6 separate regions of the Homo sapiens genome follow, and regions 2, 3, 4, 5 and 6 are each linked to region 1. A link is a contact called in ENCODE Hi-C or POLR2A ChIA-PET data. All regions are on one chromosome and are shown on one strand. Each heading gives the region's core, a stretch centred on a gene start or an enhancer-like site at or near the end of the contact. The rest is flanking DNA. Distances are from core to core; before and after follow the strand shown. Region 1 holds the start of C17orf67 (chromosome 17 open reading frame 67). Region 2 holds the start of HLF (HLF transcription factor, PAR bZIP family member). Region 3 holds the start of SUPT4H1 (SPT4 homolog, DSIF elongation factor subunit). Region 4 holds the start of TSPOAP1 (TSPO associated protein 1). Region 5 overlaps CUEDC1 (CUE domain containing 1). Region 6 holds the start of MRPS23 (mitochondrial ribosomal protein S23).

Evidence for each region. A loop is a pair of places that touch in the nucleus more often than their neighbours do. ChIA-PET counts read pairs that join two places held with the same protein, here RNA polymerase II (POLR2A). Pooled maps may share reads with other maps.
Region 2: a map of ascending aorta shows a loop between it and region 1 (4-fold over the local background). The contact joins the promoter of HLF here to the promoter of C17orf67 in region 1. A Hi-C loop is called at or near these places in 2 of 168 maps with a recorded cell type or tissue (ascending aorta and naive thymus-derived CD4-positive, alpha-beta T cell) and 7 of 50 pooled maps.
Region 3: a loop to region 1 is called in a pooled map, with 5 times the contacts of the local background. The contact joins the promoter of SUPT4H1 here to the promoter of C17orf67 in region 1. A Hi-C loop is called at or near these places in 10 of 50 pooled maps.
Region 4: a loop to region 1 is called in a map of CD8-positive, alpha-beta T cell, with 17 times the contacts of the local background. The contact joins the promoter of TSPOAP1 here to the promoter of C17orf67 in region 1. A Hi-C loop is called at or near these places in 3 of 168 maps with a recorded cell type or tissue (CD4-positive, alpha-beta memory T cell and CD8-positive, alpha-beta T cell), 5 of 37 single-sample maps with no recorded cell type and 8 of 50 pooled maps. POLR2A ChIA-PET finds 5 or more read pairs at or near these places in 1 of 52 experiments (CD4-positive, alpha-beta T cell).
Region 5: a pooled map shows a loop between it and region 1 (6-fold over the local background). The contact joins the enhancer-like site here to the promoter of C17orf67 in region 1. A Hi-C loop is called at or near these places in 2 of 50 pooled maps. POLR2A ChIA-PET finds 5 or more read pairs at or near these places in 2 of 52 experiments (activated B cell and activated CD8-positive, alpha-beta memory T cell).
Region 6: a map of CD8-positive, alpha-beta T cell shows a loop between it and region 1 (18-fold over the local background). The contact joins the promoter of MRPS23 here to the promoter of C17orf67 in region 1. A Hi-C loop is called at or near these places in 3 of 168 maps with a recorded cell type or tissue (CD8-positive, alpha-beta T cell and naive thymus-derived CD4-positive, alpha-beta T cell), 1 of 37 single-sample maps with no recorded cell type and 17 of 50 pooled maps.

Annotation. Positions count from the first base shown.
Region 1 is chr17:56,832,474-56,835,314 of GRCh38, reverse strand. C17orf67 (chromosome 17 open reading frame 67) reads left to right here and starts at 1,395. Exons shown (of 8, transcript NM_001085430.4): 1 at 1,395-1,697; 2 at 1,973-2,417. It overlaps DGKE (diacylglycerol kinase epsilon), which reads right to left and starts at 1,164. Exons shown (of 12, transcript NM_003647.3): 1 at 1,055-1,164; 2 at 56-537. The coding sequence starts at 519. RefSeq lists enhancers at 1-308, 40-439, 908-1,505 and silencers at 830-1,899, 1,873-2,167.
Region 2 is chr17:55,263,544-55,266,384 of GRCh38, reverse strand. It overlaps HLF (HLF transcription factor, PAR bZIP family member), which reads right to left and starts at 1,425. Exons shown (of 4, transcript NM_002126.5): 1 at 786-1,425. The coding sequence starts at 900. RefSeq lists a silencer at 1,302-1,621.
Region 3 is chr17:58,350,744-58,353,584 of GRCh38, reverse strand. SUPT4H1 (SPT4 homolog, DSIF elongation factor subunit) reads left to right here and starts at 1,384. Exons shown (of 5, transcript NM_003168.3): 1 at 1,384-1,518; 2 at 2,077-2,183. The coding sequence starts at 1,450. It overlaps TSPOAP1-AS1 (TSPOAP1, SUPT4H1 and RNF43 antisense RNA 1), which reads right to left. Exons shown (of 5, transcript NR_038410.1): 4 at 1,671-1,841; 5 at 1-1,586. It also overlaps a transcript of RNF43 not described here. RefSeq lists an enhancer at 68-603 and silencers at 991-1,420, 1,701-1,810.
Region 4 is chr17:58,327,448-58,330,288 of GRCh38, reverse strand. It overlaps TSPOAP1 (TSPO associated protein 1), which reads left to right and starts at 1,494. Exons shown (of 32, transcript NM_004758.4): 1 at 1,494-2,701. The coding sequence starts at 2,369. It overlaps TSPOAP1-AS1 (TSPOAP1, SUPT4H1 and RNF43 antisense RNA 1), which reads right to left. Exons shown (of 5, transcript NR_038410.1): 2 at 2,168-2,239. RefSeq lists enhancers at 672-751, 852-1,021, 1,552-1,621, 2,492-2,651 and a silencer at 2,332-2,441.
Region 5 is chr17:57,938,516-57,941,356 of GRCh38, reverse strand. The region is part of intron 1 of CUEDC1 (CUE domain containing 1); the gene reads left to right. Among named protein-coding and RNA genes, the nearest start is that of CUEDC1, 15 kb to the left of the region's middle. RefSeq lists an enhancer at 6-65. Within about 2 kb of position 1,461, at least 18 of the 41 ENCODE cell types and tissues checked have a DNase peak (open chromatin) inside an H3K27ac peak, as active enhancers do.
Region 6 is chr17:57,848,651-57,851,491 of GRCh38, reverse strand. MRPS23 (mitochondrial ribosomal protein S23) reads left to right here and starts at 1,448. Exons shown (of 5, transcript NM_016070.4): 1 at 1,448-1,525; 2 at 2,082-2,252. The coding sequence starts at 1,482. RefSeq lists enhancers at 953-1,462, 1,138-1,467.

The DNA of each region.
Region 1 (2,841 bases), core at 146-2,645:
AAATCCTGATTCCCACGGCGCATTCTGGGACAGTGAGTGTCCACGAAGACCATACCTGTAATCGCAAAGCTTGGGTTGACAGCCACACTGCTGCTTGCAAACCATACAGTAACTGCACAGGGGCACGTTGCCCCGGATCCAGTGGTGGGGCATGGCGTCCAGGACCTTGGTGTCATTCTTGAGCATAATCTCCTTGCACTGGAAGCGCTTGTCGGCCTTCCTGAGGCAGCCCTCGTCCACGCGGAGCCCGCAGCAGTCGCAGAAGGCGCCCTGCAGAATGTGCTGCGCGCACACGCAGCAGTAGGTGGGCTGGCTGAACAGGTCCGTGTCGCGCCACCCGTGCTTGCTCTTGCGGAAGATGTCCCTGCGGTGCAGCTGCCGGCGCGACCGCTGGAGGCTACACCAGAAGGTGATGAACACCGGCAGCAGGACCGAGCACAGCGTCCACAAGATCAGGTGCCCGTCCGCAAACAGGCCCTCGGAGGGCGAGCCCGGCGCCGGCCGCCTCTCCGCTTCCATCTTCTCCAAGGACGATACCTAACCAGAAAAGAAACAGGCGGTGCACCCCGAGCTCGCCATCCCTTCCCCGCCCCCTTCCTGCCTTTCCGGGGCCAAACCGGGCGCCCTCAGTGAAGGTGGCTCCGCTCTCCCGAGGGCGGGACTGCGCCTCGTCCCCCCGTCTCCCGGGACCTGCCGCGCCGAGAAGGCGACGTCCAGCCATCACGCTCCAATCCCCACTCCCCAACCCGCCCCACCTCGGGAGCGCGTCCAGGAGCCCAAGGCGGCTGCTGCTGCCGCCGCCGCCTCACCTTGCCGCCGGTCTGACCCACGGAAGGGCGCAACATACAGGGGCAAGCTGCCCTCCACCGAAAGGCCGGGCGTTCAGGCCAGGCAACGCCGGTCGGCGCCCGTAACCGTCGGCCCAGGCCTCGCACTCCCCTCCGGGGCGCCGTCTCCTCCCGGGCCCCACCCGCTCCCACGCGCGGCCCGGCGACCCTAGCCCCTCTCGGGAGGCCTCCGGAGACCTGCGCCGCGCCGGTCCTCGAAGCCCTACCTCGCGCGGGTGGAGGCGCGGCTCCGGGCCAGCAGGCCTTGGCCGCCTCGCGCAGGAGGAGAACGACGCTGGGCCGCCAGCAGGGATGAAGCCGGGCGGGGGAAACGCTTAAGGCTCCAGCCGCACGCACGCCGATCCGGCGCGCGGGGCCGCGAGCTGGAGGCGGGGCCTGTGGCGGCGAGCCCCGTGGCTGGGCGGAGCCAGGGCTGACGGGCGGGGCGGAGGTGTGAGGTGGGAGGGGAGACGGACCGGCCTGAGGGGGCGGGGCCGTGGAGGAGGCTGGAGACGGATGGAAGAGGCAGGGCACTGCGGCTGGGGGCGGGGCCTAGGGGAAGGGGGCGGAGTAACAGTGGGGCGTTTGAGAGGATGGAGGGTTGAATGCCAAAACTTCGTAATCGTAGAAAATTCTGGAAAGCCGCCGGCGGGGCAAGGCCACGAGGATCCTCCTCGCAGCACCGCGCCGCGCGGGGCCCAGGGGCCGCGCTCACGCCCGCCGCTCGGCGCAGACACGAGTGCCCCCGACTTGAGCCGAACCTCTAGCCGATGCCGGCGCCGCCGCCGCCGGGGATGCGTAAGCCGACTGGGAAGCGAGGGGGGGAGGCGGCCTGCGCGGCACCGCCCGACCTGGCCGCGGCGGGCTGAGGTAGGTGTGGCGGCCGCAGTAACGCAAACCTGAGGGCTCCTCCGCTGCGGAGCGGCGGGCGGGCGCGGAGGCCGAGGGCGAGCGGGGCAGCCGCCCGCTCGTCGCCGCTGACCCCGAGCCCGGCCGCGGTTTCCGCCCCCTGCCGTGGCGGGCGGGCCTCCCCTGCGCTACCCCCTCGCCCGCGCCCGCCAGCGCCCGAGGCCGGGGAGAAAGGGGAGCAGCGGGAGCCGGGGACTACCGGAGATGGGAGCACGCCTCCTGCTGCTGTCGTCCAGCCCCAGGTTCCGGAGGAATGCTCGCTCCCCGCTGGAGTCCTACCAGCCCAACACGGACCTGAGCCGCGACCACGCGGGCTGCAGCCTGCAGCACATCAGCTACCCGGAGAACGCGGACGCGGAAGCACCGCTGCTCAGCACCCCCGAAGAAACACGGAATCCAGAGAGGCACAGGCACCGCCCCGGCGCGCACAGCTGCACTCAGCGGCTTCCTTCCTACTACATACATACATAGGAGTGGGAGCCGAGGACCACTTGTTGCTTGCGGACTTCCTCTAGCATAAAAGATGGAAAGAAAACACACACCGAAGCAAGGGACCAAAGGAACAGAAAAGAAACGCAGAGATCATAGGAAAACTGCAAAGAAATACTTGATAATATCTTCCAAACGATTAGAGAAGACATAACATTCATTAAGAATACACATATAGATGTATATATACGTGTATGTGTGTATGTATATATTATTATGTGTGCATATATATGCATGTGTATGTGCGTATATTTGTATTAACTGTAGAAGATAAAGCTAGACACTAGTAAAAGTGGTAAAGCAGATTTTAATAATATACTATTGTAATAGGGAAGAAGGTACCTCGTGAACGGAACTGAACTTTGTGCAGAAGTGACTAGGTGTTTAAGAGGGAGGAGGAGGGAATGTGAAGGGGATGAGCAGGAACTCAGTAGTCAGGAAAGTGAAACTTGTGAAGGGTGGGTCAGTGTAAGTAAGGTTAGGCGACAGTGCCTGTTAGATGGCTGTTATGGGAGTCAGGGTCCTATCCTCCCACAGTAACTGGGAGATAGGCCCTTTGCTTCCTGGTGATTGCATGTTGGAGGAATGGCTTTCAGGTTCTTGAGAAGGATACTCC
Region 2 (2,841 bases), core at 176-2,675, 1.6 Mb after region 1:
GGGCCTCATCACACGTACCCCTCCTCTACTGCTAAGGCCAAGGTTGTCTTGGGAAGGTTTGGGACTTACCAAGAAAGGGCTCAAGCCAGAGGAGGCTCCTGCGCGGTTACACGTGAGCCTGCTCCGCTCTCCCCTCCCACCAGAAAAAGTGCACCGGGAAAGTGTCAACGCTGGAGGCGTGCACGGCTTCCCGCCGAGAGACCACTCCCCCCACCGGCCCCAGCCCCCACCCCGCTTTCTCAGCTACCCTTCACCAGAAGAAAACGAGTCTTCTCTCACACCTCGTGAGTTCCAAATACTAACCAGTAACAGAAGCTGTAACACAACCCCAAAACCCAGGCTACGCAGTGAAACCCCCTCCCTCAAGCCGACCCCCGCCCCCTGCCCCGCACAGAACCAGGCCCCAGGGTTTCTCCTCCCCAGCCCGGGAGGCTCTGCCCTCCGCAGGCGGGCTCGCTCTGCGTGCGGGTGTGCCTCGTTCTAGGGAACGATCCTGACCTGTCAAGTTACACCTCCCACCCGCGCCGCAGGAGCGGGACCCAGGGAGGCCGGGTGCCCGAAGCTCTTTTAAATGTAGCTCAGGAGGGGTCCCTCCCCTTTCATGGAGGAGGAGGAAGGGGAGGAAGGGTGCTGGGTGAGCTCCTCAATTTCATCAGCGCGGGGCCGGGGCGCCGCGGGACAGGGCGGGAGCGGGGTTGGGGGATGCTCCAGCGGGCGTGCCCGGCCGCGGAGGGGGACCCCCGGAGCGTCGTCCCTTCCCGGAGCGGGGCCGCGGCAGCGCTCACCGTCTTCGTGGTGAAGGGGGAGCTTCAGCGGGTTCTCCAGCAGGGACCTGAGCACGCCGTAGGGAGGCGGGATAAAGGTGGGATTCAGGGGGAGCGGTCGGGACATTTTCTCCATCGCGATGCACTCAAATTTTTTCCCCTTAAAAAAAGAAATAAGAAAGAAACAACCGCCCCCTAAAATGTTGCTGAGCTTTTCCTCCGTCCTTTGCCAAAAGTACTCGCTCTCAAGGCGGTGGAGAAAAGGGAAGAAAAAAATTACTTATATCTTTATAAATACATCTGCATAAAAATATATATTAAAAAAAAACTTTCGGGTTTCCAGTGCAGACGGTCCCAGGAGAGCGCGCCAAGTGCCCGCGGGCTCCCCGGCGACGTGCAGGATGCTCTCACCTGCCTCGAACCCCTCGTTTTGCAAAATGTTCAAAATTGAAAAAAAGAAAGAAAAAAAAATGTCGACGGCTGCAGAAGGGCAGAAGACACCGCGCCGACCCCAGCCCCTAGTGCCAGCACCGGAGGCGGTGCGCCGTCCCACCCCACCCCCCTCCCCGCGCCGGCGGCCGCTGCTCCCCAGCGCTCCGCGGCCCCGCAGCGCCGGGCTCAGCGCATCCGGCCGCCCATGTGCCGCGGCCCTGACAAGAGTGACGTCAGGGCCCGCACCTCGCGCCCATAGGCGTGCGGGGGCGGGGCCACGCGCGGCACCGCCCGCCTGGCCCGCTCGCCCCGCCGCCGCGTGTTTAGCGTCGCCGCTCGCGCCGATTTTCGGGGACCTTGCAGCACTGGCTGGTTGCAGGGGAGCAGGTGCCAGATTCCCTGGGCCATCAACTTAGGCTTAGATTTTTTTTTTTTTTTTTGGTCTGGGTGGGAAGAGGAATGAGAAATTTATATCCATAGTTTTCAAGCTGGGAATAACCTGAGGAGTTTTAAAAAAATCGCGATACCCAGGCCGCATCCCAGATCAATTAGATCAGAACCTCTGCGGTGCTATCAGGGCGTCCATAATTTTTAAAGCTCCCCAGGTGGTTCCAAAGAGTAGCCAAGTTTGAGATGATTGGTTTAGATCGGATGGAAGGTAACGACCCTTCTCAATATTTCTCCTGGCCCCGGCCAAGCTTAGCGTCTTCTTTCTTGCCCAGTTTCCACCACCACCAAAAAATAACTACTTCCTATAAGTCCGAATGGGATGCAAAAAGCAGAGCGGGAAGCGGAGGACTGAGCTGCTGGGCACTGTTTCCCACGCTGCAGAGAGGTGTTAACGGTGGGGGGAGAGGGGGGGTAGACATTTGCCTGAAACGGAAAGAGGCGGGAGAGACACAGACACACTGAACGGGATTTTAGGAATATTTACTCTGGGTGAATACAGGTGATTGCGCTTGGGTCAAGTTATTAGGTTTGCACGGTGATTAAAATAATTTTGTAAAGTATCCCCTAAGGGGGCTTCGGCTTTCCTTGCTGTTACAGCAGCTGCAGCGTCTCCCTCTGCCAGTTTGACCTCGTGGCACCCACGGTCCCCGAGATCTGCGTGCGACCCCCTGTGTGATAACTCCCTTCCCGCCTGGGGTGGTGCGGGCGCTGGCGTGCAGCCGCGACGCCCCCTGCAGAGCTCCGCGGGGGGCCAGGCAGGTTCTTCCCCTCCCTCCTTACCTCTCCTTACTAAGACCCTAGTCTTCGATCTGGGGAAGGGGCTGCAAGAACGAATGGGCACAAATGAAAGAAAACCGTTTTTCAGTGGGACGTAAAGGCCTTTGTGACCCCAGGCTGAGTCGCTGGGGAAGGATGTGGTGGTGTCTTGATGGGGTTTACTTCCCCAGGAGAGGGTTGTAAGAGAGGAGGCGCCTGAAACCCCAGAGATCAGGAGCGGCGGCGCAGCGGGGTTCAGAGTTCCCTGGCAGGGTGATTCCGGCAAGTGCCTTTCTGCCCTGAGCTGTAGGTTCTTCATAAAAGGACACGTAATCTAGTGACCTCTACTTCCTCACTCTAAAATTATGGCAAAAGGGTAAGGCAACATTCTAAGTGAGATGTTGTTGCAGTGTTTCAGGTTTCAGACGAATTCCAGAAA
Region 3 (2,841 bases), core at 135-2,634, 1.5 Mb before region 1:
TGTTATCAGAGGCTAGGCTCCGATTCATGAAAGGATAGGGTAGAGTAGAGGGCTTGGCAATAAGAACTGGTTTGTAAGCCCCTAAAAGTGTGGCTTAGTGAGATCAGGGAAGGAGAAAGCATGACTGGATTCTTACTGTGCTTCAGTCATTATTATTATACTGTTCACTTCACACATTATCATACTTCAGTGACTCAGACCTTGGGCAAATACTCTGTGCCTCGCTTTTTCAGTCCATAAAATGGGCCTACTTAATAGTTGTTGCAGGACTTACATGAGATAATAGAGTGTAGAAAATATGTTCCAAAGTGGAAAGTTTTATTCAGTGATAGAAAACATCCAAACCTGTCACAGAGCCCATCTGAACACAGCATGGGACCGCCAACAAGAAGAAAGCCCGCCCGGAAGCAGCTCAATCAGGAGGCTGGGCTGGAATGACAGCGCAGCGGGGCCTGAAACTATTTATATCCCAAAGCTCCTCTCAGATAAACACAAATGACTGCGTTCTGCCTGCACTCGGGCTATTGCGAGGACAGAGAGCTGGTGCTCCATTGGCGTGAAGTCTCCAGGGCCAGAAGGGGCCTTTGTCGCTTCCTCACAAGGCACAAGTTCCCCTTCTGCTTCCCCGAGAAAGGTTTGGTAGGGGTGGTGGTTTAGTGCCTATAGAACAAGGCATTTCGCTTCCTAGACGGTGAAATGAAAGGGAAAAAAAGGACACCTAATCTCCTACAAATGGTCTTTAGTAAAGGAACCGTGTCTAAGCGCTAAGAACTGCGCAAAGTATAAATTATCAGCCGGAACGAGCAAACAGACGGAGTTTTAAAAGATAAATACGCATTTTTTTCCGCCGTAGCTCCCAGGCCAGCATTCCTGTGGGAAGCAAGTGGAAACCCTATAGCGCTCTCGCAGTTAGGAAGGAGGGGTGGGGCTGTCCCTGGATTTCTTCTCGGTCTCTGCAGAGACAATCCAGAGGGAGACAGTGGATTCACTGCCCCCAATGCTTCTAAAACGGGGAGACAAAACAAAAAAAAACAAACTTCGGGTTACCATCGGGGAACAGGACCGACGCCCAGGGCCACCAGCCCAGATCAAACAGCCCGCGTCTCGGCGCTGCGGCTCAGCCCGACACACTCCCGCGCAAGCGCAGCCGCCCCCCCGCCCCGGGGGCCCGCTGACTACCCCACACAGCCTCCGCCGCGCCCTCGGCGGGCTCAGGTGGCTGCGACGCGCTCCGGCCCAGGTGGCGGCCGGCCGCCCAGCCTCCCCGCCTGCTGGCGGGAGAAACCATCTCCTCTGGCGGGGGTAGGGGCGGAGCTGGCGTCCGCCCACACCGGAAGAGGAAGTCTAAGCGCCGGAAGTGGTGGGCATTCTGGGTAACGAGCTATTTACTTCCTGCGGGTGCACAGGCTGTGGTCGTCTATCTCCCTGTTGTTCTTCCCATCGGCGAAGATGGCCCTGGAGACGGTGCCGAAGGACCTGCGGCATCTGCGGGCCTGTTTGCTGTGTTCGCTGGTCAAGGTGTCAGTCGGGGACCTGGTTGTAGGGCCCATGGGGGACCAAGGTCGGGGAAAGAGGGCGGAATGGGGCTGTGGGACAGTAAAGAGAAAAGTTAAGTCTCAGAACTCAGAGGTGGCAGGGGGAGTGAGAAGCCGAAGGAGGCCATCGTTTACCTCGTAGGATCGCGGACAGGTCTTGCAGCTGAGGGCAGGGGCGGTCTTACATGCCTTTGAATCCTCAGCTCTTAGACGTTCGGTGAACTTACGTTGGAGCCGAAAGACACTGGGAGTCAGAGGCGGGTGGGGATCCGCTGCTGAGTGAGTAGTCGGAAAGGATGCCTGACCCTGAGTAGACTAGAGAAAGGAATAGATAAAACGGAATTGGGAACGAGAGAGGAAGGAGTGGGAGGGTGGGACTTAGGAATGAAGCTTTGAGAGTAGTAGGTGGGGAACCTTAGGATACACAGTCAACATAGGGAAACAAGAAATTGAGCAGGTCGAAGTATTGAGAAAGCTACTTTTTCTCTTGGTCTTGTTCATGCTTATCTCTCCTTTTCCTTTATTTTTCTTTCACTCCCAGACTATAGACCAGTTTGAATATGATGGTTGTGACAATTGTGATGCATATCTACAAATGAAGGGTAACCGAGAGATGGTATATGACTGCACTAGCTCTTCCTTTGATGGGTAAGCCGCTTCAGTTTCCATCATTCACTTCTGCATTACCCAACCTGCACCCAGAGAAGTAAATGCAGGGCAAGTGTTAATCCTAGTTGGGCCCAGCCATTCGTTTTTGGGGGTTATTTTGTGTGGGTTTTTTTTTTTTTTTTTTTTTTTGAATCAGGGTTTTGCTCTGTGGCTCAGGCTGGAGTGCAGTGGCATGATCATAGCTCACTGCAGCGTGGAATGATCCTCTGACTTCAACCTCCCAGAGTGCTGGGATTATAGGTGTAAGCCACTGTGTCCAGCCTCAACAGTTATTTTGGGACATACTAGTGCTATGCATCTAATACAGTGACCACTATCCACGTGTAGCTACTGAGCACTTGAAATGTGTCTAGTCCAAATTAAGACATGCTTTTAAGTATAAAATATACCCCAGATTTCAAAGACTTAACATGAGAAGAAAGAATGTAATCTTAATAATGTTTGTTAAATGCATGAAAATTTTTTTTGAAAATGAAGGGAAGGGAGGTGTAGTAATGGTAGATCATTGCCCAAAAGCTGTTGCTTTTTTTTTTTTTTTTTTTTTGGACAGACTTTTCGCCCTTGCCACTCATGCTGGAGTGCAATGGTGCAGTCTCGGCTCACTGCAACCTCTGCCTCCTGGGTTCAAGCAATTCTC
Region 4 (2,841 bases), core at 245-2,744, 1.5 Mb before region 1:
ATAGAAGAGCACACACATACAGTGACATTTGCATAATAAACACGGTGGCTCCATACACATACATAGATAGAGACATGTTCATATATCATGATAAATATAGAATACATAGATACATGGTGATATATATATATAAATCAAACCATGTCATTATGCATATTTACATGACGATATGAGCATGTCATATATTGTGTAATCAATTACTACATTGTGCCATATAGTAGCATCCATATCTATATATATCATGATGTGTTGTAATTTATAAACTCATGCAATGATAGCCTCCCATGCACATAACAGCACACACATAGACACAGTGGCAAACAAACATAGATGCAATGACACAGAAACATACATACAGATACACCCAATGTGTTTTTGTTACGTTTTATTATGTGACTCATAGACACATAATAGCACACACATATATACACACAATGGCCCCTTCACATATACAGAAATAGATAATGTCTATTCTATAGATGCATACTATACACACGCATGCGCATAATGGCATGCATATATACTCTGACCTAAACAGCAACACATCATGCAGTGGCGTGCGTGTTGACCTACACACTGCTTTAGGGAAGTGAAGATGTCCACTCCTCCCCATGCACCCCCTACCTCCAGTTCCATTGGCTCTTGCCTGGGTGGAGCCCACAGTCAGGGGCTCTAGGGTTCAGTATCACCGCTGCTATTCTGTGGGGGTGCCACACGAGGGCCCCCGACCTTGGCTGAAACTGGCTTGCCTAATGAGTCCCGGGTTCAGAGTGGAGAGGGGCTGCCTCTCGGGGCTTCTCCCAACACCCCTGGCTCTGGGGACTCTGTCTAGACCCCTGCCACTGCATATAGACTGACTCCTGGCTGAGGGGATTCTCACGTCCTTGTCCCCCAAATTATTTAGCAACAAGATCTAAGGCTAGACAGAAGATGAACTTCCAGGCAATTCGGGACAAAGCCAACCCAACAGGCCATGTGGGCTTCCCTGGTGGCCTGGGACAGCCAGGTTGCCCCCCAAGTGCAATCTGCCAGGAGGAAGCAGAAGGAATTCTCCGTCTATTTCTACCTGTCTCTTTGCTTGTCTTCCCGGTTTCTTTCTCTTGGTTTCTGTCTCTCTCTTTGTTTCATCTCAAGTCCCATCTTTTCTAGTTCTGCCCTTCTCTGTGGCTGGATCTCTGTCATACCCTCCCCCGTTCTGTCTCTATCAGTCTCACCCGATGTAGGGAGGACCATCTGCACCCCACTCGCCTCTGTACTCCGGAAGGTGTGAGAATGTGTGAAGATGAGGGTGGGAGGCCACATGTGGGAGCCCTGGGCTGACATGCCGTGAGAAACCTGCTCTTCCTTCTGTCCCCGACCCTGTCAGCCGGTTCAGCCCACCAGTCCAGCGCCATCACCATGGAAACCAGCAGCCGACTTCCTATTGGTGGGTGGGAGGGGAGGAGGAGGAGGAGGAGGGGAGGGCTGGCTCTTCCCGGCTCACCCCCCCACCCAATTCTGAGGCTCAGCCCTCCTCGGAGCCCACCATCTCGAGGCTCCTGGACTGTAAGGGACCCCTGCAGTCCCCAGAGCAGAGGCCAGCAGGGGCTGAGACTATGAGGCAAGCAGCCCATCGACCCAGGCCTCCTTAGGACCAGCCCAGCCACCCAGCAAGCGAAAGAGCAGCAGCAGAGAGCAGAGCCGGAGATAAAGGACCACAGCGGACCACTGGGGATCACCCCCAGCAGCTCCTGAAGCCTCTGGCCGGGCTGAGGGGTTGCGACAGACGGCCAGACCCACAGACACTGACAGACACACAACGACACCGATGCACACAGCTGCACGACACTGACACACTCAGATACAACCAGGGACAGCATCACATACTGCCACAGCCCTGCAATACAGACACCCACACACACACACACAAACAACTGGCAACTCTGAAATGGGCAGACAGTGACACACAGCACCACCCCCCTCAACACACAGAAGTGGGGGCACCCATCTTCCCAACACATGAGACAGCATTGACCTGCACGGACAGACCTGGAGACACACACACGCACCCTCACCCAGGCGCAGCTGTCGGTGGCCTCTGCACATCCTCCCTACCCCCACAGGGACACCCTCGCTCCTCCACATACTCGCGCACACACACAGCTACCAGCAAACATAGCTCACATACCCCTGGCTCCAGCTCCAGCAGCCCTGGCGCCTTCTGCAGCCTCCTTTGTGGGTGGGGAAGAGCTCAGCCAACCTTGGATGGAGCGTCGGTGAAGCAAGAGCTCAGAGGGGAGAGGGGCTGGCCTGGCATGACCCTCGCCAGTCCCCCCACCTGGCTGGGTGATGTCCCCCGGCCCGGGTTCTGGGGCCCCTTGGCAGTACCATGGAGCAACTGACAACCCTCCCACGGCCTGGGGACCCTGGAGCCATGGAGCCATGGGCACTGCCCACCTGGCATAGCTGGACTCCAGGTCGAGGGGGTGAACCTAGCAGTGCAGCCCCAAGCATCGCTGATACTCCTCCGGCAGCTCTGCAGCTTCAAGAACTGAGGTCTGAGGAGAGTTCCAAGCCCAAAGGAGACGGGAGCTCCAGGCCCGTGGGGGGAACTGACCCTGAAGGAGCAGAGGCTTGTCTGCCCAGCCTGGGCCAGCAAGCATCCAGCTCTGGACCCGCCTGCCAGAGGCCAGAGGATGAGGAAGTGGAGGCTTTCCTGAAGGTAAGGGATCTGTGGAGGGCTGGGGTCTGCAAGGTGGGGGTCTCTCACCATGTCCTCCAGCCTGGCCAGGAGGTGAGGCGAGGTATGCATCCCCAATGCCCACCTGTCCTCTCTTGGCCTGTCTGTGGGTCCATCTCTGT
Region 5 (2,841 bases), core at 212-2,711, 1.1 Mb before region 1:
GGCATAAAGAAAGGAGACTATACCCAGACACCAGTTCCTGACAGAATAATGACTTCTCTGCTCAGTCCTCTGCTATGTGGGATAGGGGGAGAAAAGCTCAGTCATGGGGGACTTTTCCAGTTAAAATGAAACAGGGAGATGATTCCCAGAGGAGACATTTCGGCTGCAGAGGAGGGTGGGGAAGATGAGTGGTGTCTTTTGCGGCTTCTGTTTTCCATCAGCCACCTGCTCTCTTGATGACTCCTCCTTGATGCCTTCTCCCATGTGTCTGCGCCCAGAGCAAGGGAAGCACTTGTCTACAGCCACACGGCTGGCAGGAGTAGAGTTGGTAGAGCCTTGGGTGTGAAAGCCTGGTGTGAACTCACTCTTGGCTGCCACCCTCCTGGAGTCACTAGGACAAGCTGTCTTTGCCTCCTGGCAGCTTAGCTTCTCTGGGGCTCAGGTTAGCCAGGGGCTGCGTGGGAGTTCTGCTTTGCACCTGTAGAACTGTTTCTTTTAGTCCCAAGTGGGGCTTATGAGTCACCAGATAGGGTGCTTCCTAAGGGTAGTTATTGTATTTTTTTAAAAACTACTGTGCCCTTGATTATACCCATGACAGCACCTGGCACTGTTGCTCCAGAAATATTTGTTAAACAGATGAATGTTAAACAAATGAATGCAGCATCCTGCTGAAGGGCCCAGGCTGAAAAATTCCTGTGCTTTAGTCAGGAGAGGCTGGATTATGCTGCAGGAATAATCAAATCCTGACATCCCAGGGGCTTGACACCATCTAGGTTTATTTTTTGCTCGTGGAAAGTCTTGTAGGTCAGGCAGTGCACCTCCATCTGTAGCCACATCATCTGGAATATAGGGCCTTCAAGGTTACTGCGGGAGGGGAGGAGAGAGATGGAGGAAACTGACACCTGTTACTTCCATTCACATTGTCCAGAGCTGGTCACATGGGGCCGACCTCACTGCAAGGAAGGCTGGCAAATGTAGAGGAGAGAAGAGCTGTCTTTGCCGATCTAAAGGAGAGGATTTTGAATTTCTTGTTTCCAGCTTCAGTCCATTGGAGTGCCTCTGGCTGAATCGCTTACTGTGCCACCATTTTTTTTTTTTTTTTTAAACACTGACAGAAATGGAATACCTGCCACTTCCTTTAATCCAGGGAAGGAGGCATGGGATGGCACTGAAGAAGAGTCACATGGCAGGGTTTTTAACGGCTCCTTTATTACATGTTGACTATATGATGTTGATTTAGTCACCTCTAGAGCCTCTTTCCTCATCTGTACAGGGAGGATAGTGATGCCAGCTTGTCTCTCAGTTCAGACTCTACTGAAGGCAAGTAACAGAAACCAGCTCGAGCTATTTGAAGCCATAGGGGAATTGAAGACTCAAAGGAGGAAGTGCCTGGTCTCCCAAGTGCCGGGGGTGTGTGGGGGTGTGGTGGGGGTGGCTGACGCAGCTGTTCTCAGTGAGTCTGCATGGTGCACCTGCAGGACGCCGCTGCTGCTGTGGATGTGCACCAGGTGGTATGGCCCCTCAGCTCCCAAATACACCCGTCCACTTTCCAGTAACCCTTAGTTACTGAATGGTGTCTGAGCCTTGATGTGAACTCCTGAGGAGAGAGTCTGATGGGCTTGTGTGGATCAGCTGTCTACCACTGGGCCAGTCAGCTGGGGCCAGGAGGGCATGATCACGCAGCACCAGGGGGTAGGAGCTTTCCCCTGTGAATGGGAGTAGAGGCGGTCCTCACAGGAGGGATATGAGCTGGCCAGACACGTCCAGAAGCTGTTCAGGTCAGGCGAAATGGTTCACGCCTGTAATGTCAGCACTCTGGGGGGCCAAGGTGGGAGGATCACTTGAGGTCAGGAGTTCGAGACCAGCCTGGGCAACATAGTGAGACCCTCTCCCCCCACCCACATCTCTACACATAATTTGAAAAATTAGCTGGGCGTGGTGATGTGTGCCTGTAGTCCCAGCTACTTGGGAGGCTGAGGTGGGAGGATCACCTGAGCCCAGGAGTTCAAGGCTGCGGTGAGCCGGGATTGTTCCACTGCACTCCAGTCTTCACCCAGACTGAGATCTCGTCTCAAAAAAATAAAAAGCTAGACCGGGCATGGTGGCTCATGCCTGCAATCCCAGCACTTTGGGGGGCCAAGGCAGGCAGATCACTTGAGGTCAGGAGTTCAAGATCAGCCTGGCCAACAAGGTGAAAGCCCGTCTCTACTAAAATACAAAAATTAGCCAGGCATGGTGTCACACTCCTGTAGTCCCAGCTACTCTGGAGGCTGAGGCAGGAGAATCGCTTGAACCCAGAAGGTGGAGGTTGCAGTGAGCCAGGATCATGCCATTGCACTCCTGCTTGGGTGACAGAGTGAGACTCCTTTTCAAAAAAAAAAAAAAAAAAAAAAAAAGGCTGGGCACGGTGGCTCGTGCCTGTAATCCCAGCATTTTGGAGGCTGAGGCAGGCAGATCACCTGAGGTCAGAAGTTCGAGACCAGCCTGACCAACATGGAAAAACCCCATCTCTACCAAAAATATAAAATTAGCCGGGCGTGGTGGCACATGCCTGTAATCCCAGCTACTCAGGAGGCTGAGGCAGGAGAATCGCTCGAACCCGGGAGGCAGAGGTTGCGCTGAGCTGAGATAGCGCCACTGCACTCCAGCCTGTGCAACAAGAGCAAAACTCTGTCTTAAAAATAAATAAATAAATAAATAATAAATAAATAAAATTTAAAAATAAAATAAAAAGCTGTTGTCCATGTTTAGCTGGTTCAGGGTTGCTGAGCTGGCTGGGTAATGTCTGTAAGAACACTGAGAACTATCAGGTATTGCATATGTGTGCTCTGGTATGGTGCT
Region 6 (2,841 bases), core at 199-2,698, 1.0 Mb before region 1:
TCTCATCTATAATGAGGATGTTAATAGCTACCTTATGGGAAGGTATGTGGATTCAGTAAGATAACACACACAAGCAGTAACTACTCATCAAACAGTCCCGTCCTCCCCTTCACCAGCCTCAGAGTGGGAGGACTCTAGGATGACTTGACTAGGCTCCCAGGAGACATTGTGTGTGATTCAAAACATTCATTGGATTAAAAGTTCAAATATGAATACAATCTCTTTACAAGTCAAACTCTGAAGCATGTGTAAAGGAAGAAAAAATTCTCCCTTGCCTGCCTGCAGTTTCACTCCGAGATATCCAATGTTCACAGCCTTGGGTGTCCTTCTGCAGAATTTCTATCCTCAAACACAAACATATATAGAGGTGTTTCTTTTTCCTTTTTTTTTTCTAACACGTTGAGATTCCACTAAACATGTTTCTTTGCAACTTCGTTTTTCATTTAAACATAAGTCATGTACCTTAACCTTGGTAAATACATGTGGATCTAGCTCATTCATTTTAATAGCTGCATAGGGTTCCAAAGAAAGTATGAACAATAATTTTCCAGCTATTTCTCATCTGATGGATTTTTTTTCCCACTACAAACAATGCTGCAACGATGATCCTTGCACAAACATCCTCATGAATTGATGCTTTAATTTCTAAGGGGTTCTTTCCCCGAAATATGATTACTGGGTCAAAGGGTATGCTACACACAGTTTATATTTTTTTACAGTTTAACACTGAGAGATGACTTTCTCCAGATTTTTTCGTTTCCCTCTCGGCGTCTGTTTGTTCCGGACACTTTCACTTTTCGAGTTCCAAGGAGGAGGTAGCCCGCGACACCGGCCGCGGGAAACACGAGTTGCAGCCAGCATCCTAGTTAGCGTGGATGCAGGTGGCACTCCGGGGACGAGGGGCTTAGTGGGGAGCACTACACAGCCAGAGGCGGAGGCCCGAGATCTAGCACGACGCTGGGCAAGTGACGGCCCCTCCCCGGCCTTGGTTTTCTTCTGCGTAGTCTGTGACTCTAAACAACATTAGGCTCAGCCTGGGCCTAGAGCTGGTGACCTCAAATCTCGGCCTTTGTTGGCTCCCCTAGGACTGTAGGCTGCGCTTCACCCCTGCTCTGCCCCACTACTTCTCCTCCGCGCGGCCCCACCTTTTCAGAGGAGTTGGCTCAACAAGGCGAGAGAGAGTAAAGCAACCATCATGATGAATCCCTCCCACAGCTCGGTCATTTATTACTTCTGTCCGGCTTTGGCTCGCTCCTGCCCTTTTGGCTCGGCTATCGAGTGCTCCTGCCTGAACCTGGCAAGTAACCTCGGAGCGCGCCCGTTCGGCCTATCACTTGCTTCTGCCTGCGCCGCTCTCCCGCAGGGGCTGCGGTGAAAGCCCAGCGATCCTTGGCTCGGCCAGCAACTTATGCGCCCTTTACCTGGAGCAGCCGCTTCCGGTTCCGGTAGCAGCTAGTCACGCTCGGTACCAGGCGCAGATCATGGCAGGCAGCCGGCTGGAAACCGTAGGGAGCATCTTCTCTCGGTGTGTGCTCCCAGCCGTGGTGGGCTGAGGGTGCCTCCCCCAGGCTGGGGTTCTCAGCCGGTCACGCTCTTCCTTGGAGCGGACCTGAGCAGGGCGAGGCGTATTGCAGGGTGCGGGGGCTGAGCTGGGTGAGGCCCTCTCATGTTTTCTCCTGGCTCCGAATAGTTGTGCCTGAGGATGCCTCTCCTTGAATTTATGTGTCATGTTAAAGATTATTGCAGCTGCCTCTCCCCGAGTGGAGGTCTCTAGGAAGAGGAAGGGAGGAAGAGCCTGATGGGCCTTCCTTATCAGGTCATGCAAGACCGCTCTTTGCATTTTTCCGTGACCGAACGTGGGTGGGACGCACAAAAGAAGATAGAGGGATTTAACTCTCCTGAGCGTTGTTAAGTTTGGTTTGGGATGTGGACAGATCTTCTCTGTAGGTGGGGAGCAGTCCTTCCCCGTTCTGTGTTGCAGACCGCATAATACCTTTAATGTCCCAAACTGTGCTAGACTGATTCAGGGGCTTTGGCAGGCTACTGCAAGTGACCCAGTTTCGTTCTGTTCCCTCCCTAAGGACTCGGGACCTGGTTCGGGCCGGGGTGCTGAAGGAGAAGCCCCTGTGGTTTGACGTATATGACGCCTTTCCCCCGCTGAGGGAGCCCGTCTTCCAAAGGCCTCGAGTGCGATATGGCAAAGCCAAAGCTCCCATCCAAGACATCTGGTACCACGAGGATCGGATTAGAGCGTGAGTGCTCAGCCCTGTAGTGGACAGGAGGCAACAGAACTTCAGAAGGGAAGGTTTCGGTAGCAGTCTGGGAATTCAAACATGAAATTGAGTCAGGGGTTTGCCCTGTGGAGAAGGCTTATCTAGCCAAATTAGGGAGGCAGCACCCCTTCCTCATAGTGAAACTGAAGTTCTGAAAAGTGGAATCTGGAGCCCAGCAACCGAAAGATCATTGCAATTATAGCCGCATGTTTCTGGGCATCTGCTTTGGGCCAGGCACTGTACTAAGCTCTTTGCAAGCATTATCTCATTCTCTAAAGGCCTTACTCTAACTTGTAAGGAAGGCATTCTTGTTTCCATTTTATTCAAGGAGACTGCGAAGCTCAAGGAAATTAGCTAACTTCTTGTAATTACTAAATATATAGGAGGGTGGCAGATCTGGGAATCACATCTCTGACTCCAAGCTTATGGTGATCATTATGCCGGCCTTCTCCACGAGTGGAGATAGGAGGAACGTGGTCTGTGGATCTAGTAGTCCGGCTCTTTGAAGCCACTCAGATGAAAGGATGCTTGAAAGTCTAAGAGAGGCCGGGTGCGGTGGCTCACGCCT